2 separate regions of the Homo sapiens genome follow, and region 1 is linked to region 2. Evidence: read pairs that join two places in POLR2A ChIA-PET (ENCODE). Cell type or tissue: MCF 10A. All regions are shown on one strand. Each heading gives the region's core, and the rest is flanking DNA. Links, peaks and the distances in the headings are about the cores only. Region 1 has its middle 79 kb from the start of ALDH7A1. Region 2 overlaps GRAMD2B (GRAM domain containing 2B).

Region 1 (5,384 bases), core at 97-5,096, 70 kb before region 2:
CATTTTCCTAAAATCCAGAAAAACAGTTGTTTCAAAATACCATGTGGACATCAATTAATTTTTATCAGTTAACTTTGGGATAAATTTTTTTCCCCCTTAATAGCAGCCTTACCTTGTCAACAAAGAGTCAAACACTGCAAAATATTTGAAAAGATTTATTCTGGGCCAAATATGAGTGACCAATGGCCTGCGACACAATCCCAGGAGACCCTGAGAACATGTGCCCAAGGTGGCTGGGCTACAGCTTGTTTTTTTTTTGTTTGTTTTTTGAGACGGAGTCTCGCTCTGCCACCCAGGCTGGAGTGAAGTGGCACAATCTAAGCTCACTGCAAACTCCACCTCCTGGGTTCAAACAATTCTCCTGCCTCAGCCTCTCAAGTAGCTGGGATTACAGGCGCTCATCACCATACCTGGCTAATTTTTGTATTTTTAATAGAGACAGCGTTCCGCCATGTTGGCCAGGCTGGTCTCGAACTCCTGACCTCAGGTGATCTGCCTGCCTCAGCCTCCCAAAGTGTTGGGATTACAAGCGTGAGCCACCACACCCAGCCTACAGCTTGGTTTTATACATTTTAGGGAGACATAAGACATCAATCAATACAGGTAGGATGTACATTGGTTCAGTCCAGAGAGGTGGGACAACTTGAAGTGGGGGCTTCTAGGTCACAGGTGGATTTAAAGATTTTTTGATTAAAGACCTGGAATCAATAGAAGGGAGTGTCTGGGTTGAGATAAGGGGCTGTGAAGACCAAGGTTCTTATTATGTAGATGAAGCTTCCAGGTAGCAGGCTTCAGAGAGAATAGATTGTAGCTATTTCTTTTCAGGCTTAAAAAGGTACCAGACTCTTAGTTAATTTTGTCCTGGATTAGGAAAAAGACCTAGAAAGGGAAAAGGATTCTCTTCAGAAAGTGGATATTCTCCACAAGAGACAGCTTTGCAGGACCATTTCAAAATATGTCAAAGAAATATATTTTGGGGTAAAATACTTTGATTTCTTTCAGAGCCTATCTGTCATGTTGATATCTTATTGCTACAAAGACTCTGTTTTGTCAGTGTTAAGGTCTATCTTAATATTAATACTAGTCAGCTGTGCCTGAATTCCAGTGGGAGGAGGGCATAATGAGGCATGTCAGACAACTCACTCATGTCATGGCATGAACTACGTTTCGGGTTTACTTTTTATTTTTTATTTTCGAGATGGAGTTTTGCTCTTGTTGCTCAGGCTGGAGTGCAGTGGCATGATCTCAGCTCACTGCAACCTCCGCCTCCTGGGTTCAAGTGATTCTCCTGCCTCAGCCTCCCAAGTAGCTGAGATTACAGGTGCCTGCCATCATACCTGGCTAACTTTTGTATTTTTAGTAGAGACAGGGTATAATTATGTTGGCCAGGCTGGTCTCGAACACCTGACCTCAGGTGATCCACCTGTCTCGTCCTCCCAAAGTGCTGGTATTACAGGCATGAGCCACCACACCCAGCCCAGACCGACTTCTGAGCTCAGAATGTGGGATAATTGAGATTATTATTGTTTCTTTTTAATAGCACTGGGCCCAGGGTTTACTTTAGAATGCCCTTAGCAGGTCAGGCGTGGTGGCTCATGCCTGTAATCCCAGCACTTTGGAGGCCGAGGCGGGTGGATCATGAGGTCAGGAGTTCAAGACCAGCCTGGCCAAGATGGTGAAACCCCGTCTCTACTGAAAATGCAAAATTTAGCCCAGTGTGGTGGCAGGCACCTGTAATCCCAGCTACTCGGGAGGCTGATGCAGAGAATTGCTTGAACCTGGGAGGTAGAGGTTGCAGTAAGCCGAGATTGCACCACTGCACTCCAGCTTGGGCGGCAGAGCGAGACTCCATCTCAAAAAAAAAAAAAAAAAAAAATAGAGAATGCCCTCAGCTGAGAGGAGGAGCCCATTCAGTTGGTTGGGGGGGTCTCAGAATTTTATTTTTGTTTTACAACATGTTGATTAAAGTTCTTCATACTGATGCAAGTTATTAGTGGCAAAATTGTAATCACAAATGCTGGTCTTACAACTAATTTCAATTTTAGGTGTCATTAAAAGTCATAGAATCATAGAATAAAAACTGATTTTGAAAGGCTGTTGAGTCCAAAGCTTTGCCCTTAAGCAAAGGCAAGTCATTCCAAACAAGATAAAAATCAATCTTATTTCAAAGTTCCCAGAGCAGGCTTTGCATAACCTAAGGCAAAATTTAAATTCTTGAGCTGTGATATACTTAACAAAAAAAGCAAACTGAGTTATTTAAAGAAGTATTGTGCCAATAATGTCTATGTAATAGCTTGTTTGTGATGTTTGCTGGTTAATGGAATATAACATGTAATCTACAATTATTTTAATTTCAGGAGTCTTTGGAATTAATATTTTCTTCTACTAGTTATAAGGTTCCTCAAAGGATTACACTGTATTTAGGACATTCATGAGGTATATAGTAGGAAGGTGCTGGGATTTTGAATCAGAACACCTGGATTTAAGTGTGTTCCCCTACAATTTAGTCCCTTGGGAAAGTCATTTAGCTTTTTGGAATTTATCTTCTTCATCTGTAAAATGTTAATACAAATTTGTGTCTGGACTTTTTTTTTTTTTACCAGATTTTTGTGTGCCCTGAAGGTGGGGTTGTATAAACAAGGCTTTGTAACAAGTTCTTGTTACCATTTGTATGAATAACATAATGTTCATATAATTTGTCGATCATGAGAAGAAACTGCAGGTTTGTTGTTAATTCCATTCAATTATGAGGTGCTCATCTCCAACACAAGTGATCCTTAACCAAGTAAGAAATCCCCCTAAAGAGGGAATGTGTATGTGTATAATGTTCATTGTAAGTGAAGTTCTGGCTCTCTTCCAGCGATGCTACCAGCAGCAGCTGCCCTGGGCACATAACAACACTGTTACTGCATCACTGTGCTCTACTGTGTTTATTATCTCATTCAATTATCCCAACAAGCCTGCAGAATTTTAAGTCATTATTCTCATTGCAGGTGATGTGACTAATGCTTAAAAACTTAGGAAACTTTGTCAAACCTCACTATTAGTAAGTCACAGAAAAAAAAAAAAAAAATGAATCCAGAGACTTGGGCTCCAGAATCCATGCTCTCAAACTTGAAAAATTTGCCTTCCAGCTTACAAAAGTCATTGGGTTTGGGAGCATCGTCTTCACTGGTATATTCCTTCTTTCAGGACTTCTGGAAATATCAAGAATATCAAGGTTCTTTGGCTTGGCCAGATCTGACCTAAGAATACAAAATTCTTTTTTATTTCTTATGTTTTTGGAAATTTTCATAAGATGTATGAGTCAAAGAAAATGCAAAATTCTTCTCGTTGTTCTAAAAGGTTAATGGCACAAATGGTTCACATTTCCACAAACTTAGTATTGTAAAAAAGAAGAAACTGTTCCTCTATTCTCTTAAATTTAGTGGCTGGGGCCTGTGAGTTAAACTGACAAAAGACAGATTAGCAGGAGAAAACATATATCGATTTTATTGATGTTAATTTTATGTGCACAGAGGGCCTTATAGAAAAAAGTAAAAAGCTCATATAAGTGGTTAGATGTGGGGGTTTATATATACCTATCTTAGTAGAGAAAAGGGAAGGGGAGAAAGGGCACTTGGGGAAAAACAAATGACTTTTTGGAAAGATAAGTGGGCCCTTGGGAGAATAGATGGGAGATACAATAGTCTTGTGAAAGTGTCCCAATCCTCTAATCATGCCTCTGTCTGGACTTCTTATCTCAGAAAAGATTAAAATTGCTCCCAGGGGAGGAGATTTGAGATTGAGTTCTTTTGAGATGCTTTTAGGGAGATCAGGGATTTCAGCAGCTCAAATGCTTTTAGCTCAAAATAGTTTTTATGCCAAAGTAGTATATTTTGGGATGGTATATCATGATCCCTGAGATATGAAATATATGTATAGGTTTTGTCCATGGTACCTGGCTCCCAGCACCCATAATCCTTGTAATTTCTTAAATGATTAGAGAAATAGGAGTATCTTTAATTAAAATATTTAGCCTTTGGTTCTTGGTTCTTGAAACAGCTCCAGAACACCTCCAGAGTGATAAAGGTCAACGATGTTGTAGTGAATGCTTATAATTCTATGTTGCCTCCGCATCCATTTCGAATGTAGTTTGGCTTTCTTGTGCCGAGACAGGGCTCAGTCACCTGTGATGCAGTTGCCAGTTCTATATCATGTCCCAATGCCTCAAGCTGGTGGCCAGAGATAAGAACATAGAGGCGTCTCTCCTGCCTAGCAGACTGGGCTCCCCACGATCCCTCCTCTTCCTTTAAAGGGACCATTTATTTGTCTGTCAAGTTAAAGTGACCCACACCCTATTCCCTTATATACATTGCTGGTTGCCACCACTTTGTTTTCTCTTCTCTCTTCCTGTCTATGCTCCCTAAGGCTTTCTTCCGTGTGGCCTCCAGGAGTGCCATGTTCCTTCCTGGGTCTGTAAGCACTAAAATCTCTTAGACTTTCACATTGTGATTATGTAATTGAAGCCCACAATACAACCCTTGTAGACCATCCATACAGGTGGATTCCTTCCTGATGCTTTTTGGTCAGTCAGGGTTGGGGACGGTAACTACCAGCTAAGTTGACGGAGAAACTCAAAGACTTTCATTGAAAATGTCAGAGACGTCTGAACAAGAGCAACTCCACCTTGAATAGGGGCTGGGTAAAATAAGGCTGAGACCTGCTGGGCTGCATCCCCAGGAAGTTAGGCATTCTTAGTCACTGGGTGAGATAGGAGGTCGGCACAAGTACAGGTCACAAACGCCTTGCTGATAAAACAGGTTGCGATAAAGAGGCTGGCCAAAACCCACCAAAACCAAGATGATGAGGAAAGTGACCTTTGGTCATCCTGACTGCTCATAATATGCTAAAAATAATGCATTAGCATGCTAAAAGACACTCCCACCAGTGCCATGACATTTTACAAATGCCATGGCAACGACAGGAAGTTTCCCTATATGGTCTACAAGGGGAGGAACTCTCAATTCCAGGAATTGCCCACCCCTTTTCCTGAAAACTCATGAATAATCCACCCCTTGTTTAGCATATAATCAAGAAATAAGTATATGTATACTTAGGCAGCCCATTTCAATGCTCTGCCTATGGAGTAGCCATTCTTTTATTCCTTTACTTTCTTAAAAAACTTGCTTTCACTTTATGGACTTGCCTCGAATTCTTTCTTGTGTGAGGTCCAAGAACCCTCTTTTGGGGTCAGGGTCAGGACCCCTTTCTGGTAACAAAAACAGACATGTTATTCATAACAAGGCTGTTTTGGAAAAAACTCCAACAGTGTTTTCTTCCCCTCTCTCTCACACAACATCAACGCAAAAGACTTCTGTGACCCTAAAAATATGTGGGGATTT
Region 2 (5,384 bases), core at 159-5,158:
CGGGCATCAGCAGCACACGTGAAAATTCTCTTTGCTTAAATGCCAAGTATTATTACAGCTCAGGATTCTTTTTCTAAAAAAAATTAATGGGACTCAACTTCTAGAGAAGAAAGACACTGTCACTTTAAAAAAGTGGAATATATCTATATATTGGTGAAAGCAGTTTTATGTAAAAGGCTTTGATTTAACCAAAACACCCTCATATTAGACATACGTAAGGAAAAAGAAGCTCATGATATCCCATGGCGAAAAATAAGAGAGTATAGTTTTAGTATTTCAGATTGTGAGGTTTCAAAGGTGTTAATCTACCTAAGGATGTAAATGTCTCTTATCTGTATTTGGCTTTCCTTAGAAGTTATCCATGTGGTTTGTCATGTTAGTGTCAACAATATAGAATTATTCCATATTGTTATTATGTAAAAATATACATGATTTTAATTACAACTATCAAGATATGGAATAATTGTGGAACTAGTGATAGCTCCTCACTGCTGTTAAAATGTTTACCCCAATATTTTAAATATAACTAACTTTTACGGGATAGAAGAATTAGATTGAATATAATTTGTACATGACAGTACCACTTTCAAGGAAATAAGCAGTGGATCTAAAAGATTTTAATTTTATATTTGACATCTTTATTTACTGTCCTTAATTTCTCCCACCACAAATATGCATTTTCTCTATCTGGACTTGAAACGCATCGCTTTGGAAAACACATCTCTGCCTCTTCCCTCTTCCTTGCCACTCCTTTCTACTGGATTTCCCGGATGACTTTATATTTGCATGGTGCTTTGCCGTTCAAAAAGCATTCATACCCGTGACACCATGATACCACACTAACCCTCATGCAGGCATGAAAGACAGGTGTGTTAGACAGGTGTTTGAGGCCGGCATGTAAGACAGGTGTTATCCACATTTCACAAATAAGGAAACAAAGATGAGTTCGCTGAGGGCCCACACAACTCCAATCTTAGTGACTGAAGCCTCTATTACTCTCATACTATGACTAGCCTTCTCTTTCCAAGCCCGGTCAGACACCAAGACCTGTAGACTTTACCTCCTTAATATTTTCCAGTTAAGTCCCCTCTTTTTCTTTCCCTAATTTGGTTGGCTTAGCTAGGGTCCTTAATGCCTCCTGCCTGGACCACTATACCTCCCTACCTCATTTGAGTTATATGTGACCCCTCCTCCTTCCATCTATATGGAAGATCACTGTGCTCTGTGATCTTTGTAAAGCCCAAATATGATCATATCATTCCTTCTCCTCCTTTAAAACCCCTTTGGTTCTCTGTTGCCTACAGGATAAAGCTGAAGATGAGTACAGAAAACAGGTCCTCTGCAATGTGAAGCCTCCCTTTCTGGCTTTGAACCTCTTGTCATGCTGCCCCCAAGCACCCTCCTCCTGGGCTGCCATGCCTTCTCTGTGGTCCCTTGCAAGCACTGTTTATCTTTCAAGATTTAGCTCTTGATGGGGTCACCTCCTACCTGGCAACTTCCCCAACCCCCTCTAGGTCCTAAGGACTGACCTCTTCTTCTTTGTGCTCCTTTCCAGTACCCTGTGACTGTCATGGCAACTGTATCACTTTAGTATGTGGTTTATTTAAAAATTATAAATGGGGTCAGGTGCTGTGGCTCACACTTGTAATCCCAGCACTTTGGGAGGCTGAGGCGGGTGGGTTACTTGAGGTCAGGAGTTTGAGACCAGCCTGCTCAGTGAAACCCTCTCTCTACTAAAAAATACAAAAATTAGCTGGATGTGGTGGTGCATGCCTGTAATCCCACCTACTTGGGAGGCTGAGGCAGAAGAATTGCTTGAACCTGGGAGGCGGAGGTTGCAGTAAGCCGAGATCATGCCACACTGTGCTCCAAACTGGGCAACAGAGTGAGACTATTTTTTAAAAAAAAAAAAAATTATAAATGGGCTACTGTTTACTTGTCTTTGCCCTGCTTTGACCATATGCCTCTGGAGGGCAGGATCCTGGTCTTTTCACATCTCTGTATCCCCACAAAAAGGTTCAATTCATTTACCTTAAGGACTTCATGTTCCTTAAATCAGCTCTAAAGGCCAGGCTTTCTGATCTCTTTCTTTTTTTTTTTTTTTCTTTTTTTGAGACGGAGTCTTGCTCTGTCGCCCAGGCTGGAGTGCAGTGGCACGATCTCGGCTCACTGCAAGCTCCGCCTCCCGGGTTCACGCCATTCTCCTGCCTCAGCCTCCTGAGTAGCTGGGACTACAGGCGCCCGCCACCACGCCCGGCTAATTTTTTGTATTTTTTTAGTAGAGACGGGGTTTCACCGTGTTATCGAGGATGGTCTCAATCTTCTGACCTCATGATCTGCCCGCCTTGGCCTCCCAAAGTGCTGGGATTACAGGCGTGAGCCACTGCGCCCGGCCTAGGCTTTCTGATTTCTAGCCCAGGGCCCATTTTGGCTACACCAGACAGTATAAATAGCAATAGGAATGGATGTACTTCACTTGGAATTCCTGGGCTTGGGAAAACTGGCATGGGAAAGGCCAGGAGTTTTCTGCTGGGGTTTGGATCCTCTTCTGGAACAACCCCCCATAATTCAGTAGACTAAAGTACTGAGGGTGCTTTTGGTGAGGCAACCGCCTGCCCTTCCAATTCCTTCAGACAAAGATTAGACAGATGGATCCTGTGAAGGTTATGGCGAAAGAAGGAACATTTCCATCGAGGGAGCTTTACCATTTCTTCCCACGAAACTAGGTGAAAGGTAGTGGAGTCTGCCTAGTTACTGAGGCCAAATGATCTCATAATTACTGCTGGGAGGGGCCGTCATGCCTTAGTTTGCTTTACTTTGCTAGAGTGTAAAGGGTAATGCTTAGATATTAGATTCCAAGAAACGGAAAGGAAAGAGGATTGCTTTCCTTCATTTTATGCCTTCTTGGAAATGGAGAAGTTTCCAGGAGAAGAATCTGTATTCCATGGTCTGTGGCTTCCTAAGAGTAGCTCAAGTCCCAGTTTCTGGGAGTGGCATCTTCATAAGGATGTTTATCATATTTCAGTGTCTTAGTAAGGGCCCCAGTTTCCTCGCCTCCACACCAAATCCTCCTCCCTCAGCCTGTGTCACAGAGCTGCTCTCCGTCACACCTTACTCAAATTGAGAACACATAGGTTTTTTTTTTTTTTTTTTTTAATTTTTAAAAGCTTGGGGAATGTAAACATTTTCTACATGACTAATGAAGCTAGGCATTGTAGATAAGAGAAGCAGTGAATGTTTTAAAATCAGTCACGGTTACTGCTGGATTTTATTAGAAACACTCAGACTGGTCTAGTTTTGGGGGGTTAATATGAAATTTATAGCACAGCTGAGTAAATAAGGGTATCCACTTATTTTCAGAAATGATTTTTGAAGTTTAAACCACTTACTATGAACATTTTATAACATAGAAAACAGGTACAAAGTAGATAGAATAGTATAAACAAGGCAATCTTGTTTCATCTATATACCTGTAGCCCACCACTCCTACCTCCTACTGGTTTTGAGACAAATCCCAGACCACACTATCTTTTCATCTGTAACTATTGCAGTGTATAACTCTACAAGATAAAGATTCTTTGAAAAAATAAACACAATACCAATATCAAACCTTAAGGCTAAAAATTGTAATTGATTTTTAAAAAAATGAGTGAAATATGGCTGTTTTTCAGGGAAACTATTAGCACAATGTAGTAGTATTTAGGATTGGAGTGGACTAAAGCATCTCTAGGCACACTGTTGGGTATCTGGTTACCCAGTAGGGGACTTGGGAGAGTTCCTGTTCTCACACTAGTCCACATGGCTCTTGCTAGCACAGCAGTAGGAGCTGCCTACTTTGACATCACCAGGTACCAGGACCCCTTTTCTCTTGCCCTTCCTGCTCTGGCTATACTGGAGAGAGGAAGAAATGGAAATGCCATTCCCCAATCTCAACACCTGAGTCAGATTCGGCTCTCTTGAAGCTGAAGAAGAGAGATTCCCAATGACACGAATCAGCATGAAAGGAATTATGGTTGTGAACAGAATGTATCAAAGTGGGTGGTGTCCATGACTCTAGGTGGGATGATGGAGTCACTCTGCATCCTGTCTGTGCCTCAGGCTGCAGCTGCTTCTCTTTAATCTGCCCTCCCACCCCCTCCTCACCCCCCACTCCCCACCACATACCCAAGAGACAGTGAGAGAAACCTGAGCAGCAGCAGACATGGGGTGATGTGATATCCAGGCTGCCCACTTCCTCTGGCCCGTCAATACTTTGTGTCAGCAAGTCCTCAGGCTGTGCTGGCCCTCAAGATTGTCTGGATTTTTCATATGAAAAAAAGCTCAACATCACTGATCATTAGAGAAATACAAATCAAAACCACAATGAGATACCATCTCACACCAGTGAATGGCGATTATTAAAAAGTGAAGAAAAAACAGATGCTGGCAAGGCTGCAGAGAAAAAGGAACACTTTTACATTGTTGGTGGGAGTGTAAATTAGTTCAATTATTGTGGAAGAGAGTGTGGCAATTCCTTAAAGACCCAGAGGCAAAAATACCATTTGACCCAGTAATCCCATTACTGGGTATGTACCCAAAGGAACAGAAATCATTCTGTTATAAAGATACAGGCACAAGTATGTTCACTGCAGCATTATTCACAATAGCAAAGTCATGGAATCAACCCAAATGCCCATCAATTATAGAGTGGATAAAGAAAATGTGGTAAATATACACCATGGAATACTACGCATCCATAAAAAAGACTGAGATCATGTCCTTTGCAGGAACATGGATGGAGCTGGAAGCCATCATTCTCGGCCAACTAATGCAGGAAAAGAAAATCAAACACCGTATGTTCTCACTCTTAAGTGGAGGTTGAACGATGAGAACACATGCACACAGGGAGGGGAACAACACACACTAAGCCCTGTCAGGAGAGGTGGGAGGGAGAGCACCAGGAAGAATAGCTAATGGATGCTGGACTTAATACCTAGGCAATGGGTTGATCTGTGCAGCAAACCACCATGGCACCCGTCTACCTATGTAACAAACCTGCACATCCTGCACATATACCCTGGAACTACAAATAAAAGTTGAAGAGGAGAAGAAAAGAAAAGATTGTCTGGGTTTTCATATGAACATCCTCATTTATCTTGGAGACTTTACAAGGTTTGTAACAATTCTGTATAGATCTAAAAAATGAGCAGTACGTTTGAAACAAAATATGGAATTCTAGGTACAAAAATCAGCTCTCAAAAGTATTAGATTCTCTGAATTGATCAATCATAAACATATACTTCAAAGGGCACCTGTCCCCTTATCTTTGCAAAAGGTTCTTGCCAATTCTTAGAACAAAAAATCTGCGGAATTCAGTTCATAAAAAATGGCTTTTACAAAACAAT

The links. ChIA-PET counts read pairs that join two places held together with the same protein. Peaks named below come from ENCODE experiments on the same cell type or tissue, not always from the same donor. Only the 100,000 strongest peaks of a DNase experiment are listed, where the experiment ranks them.
Region 1: POLR2A ChIA-PET joins it to region 2 with 10 read pairs; 6 of 35 experiments call an interaction of 5 or more read pairs at or near these places.

The regions. Positions count from the first base shown.
Region 1 is chr5:126,513,850-126,519,233 of GRCh38, reverse strand. No RefSeq gene overlaps it. Among named protein-coding and RNA genes, the nearest start is that of ALDH7A1, 79 kb to the left of the region's middle. In MCF 10A, for the core only: no CTCF peak of the experiment used is centred there; a DNase peak (open chromatin) is centred at 2,873.
Region 2 is chr5:126,444,392-126,449,775 of GRCh38, reverse strand. The region is part of intron 1 of GRAMD2B (GRAM domain containing 2B); the gene reads right to left. Among named protein-coding and RNA genes, the nearest start is that of GRAMD2B, 24 kb to the right of the region's middle. RefSeq lists an enhancer at 3,751-4,950. In MCF 10A, for the core only: no CTCF peak of the experiment used is centred there; DNase peaks (open chromatin) are centred at 2,745 and 3,035.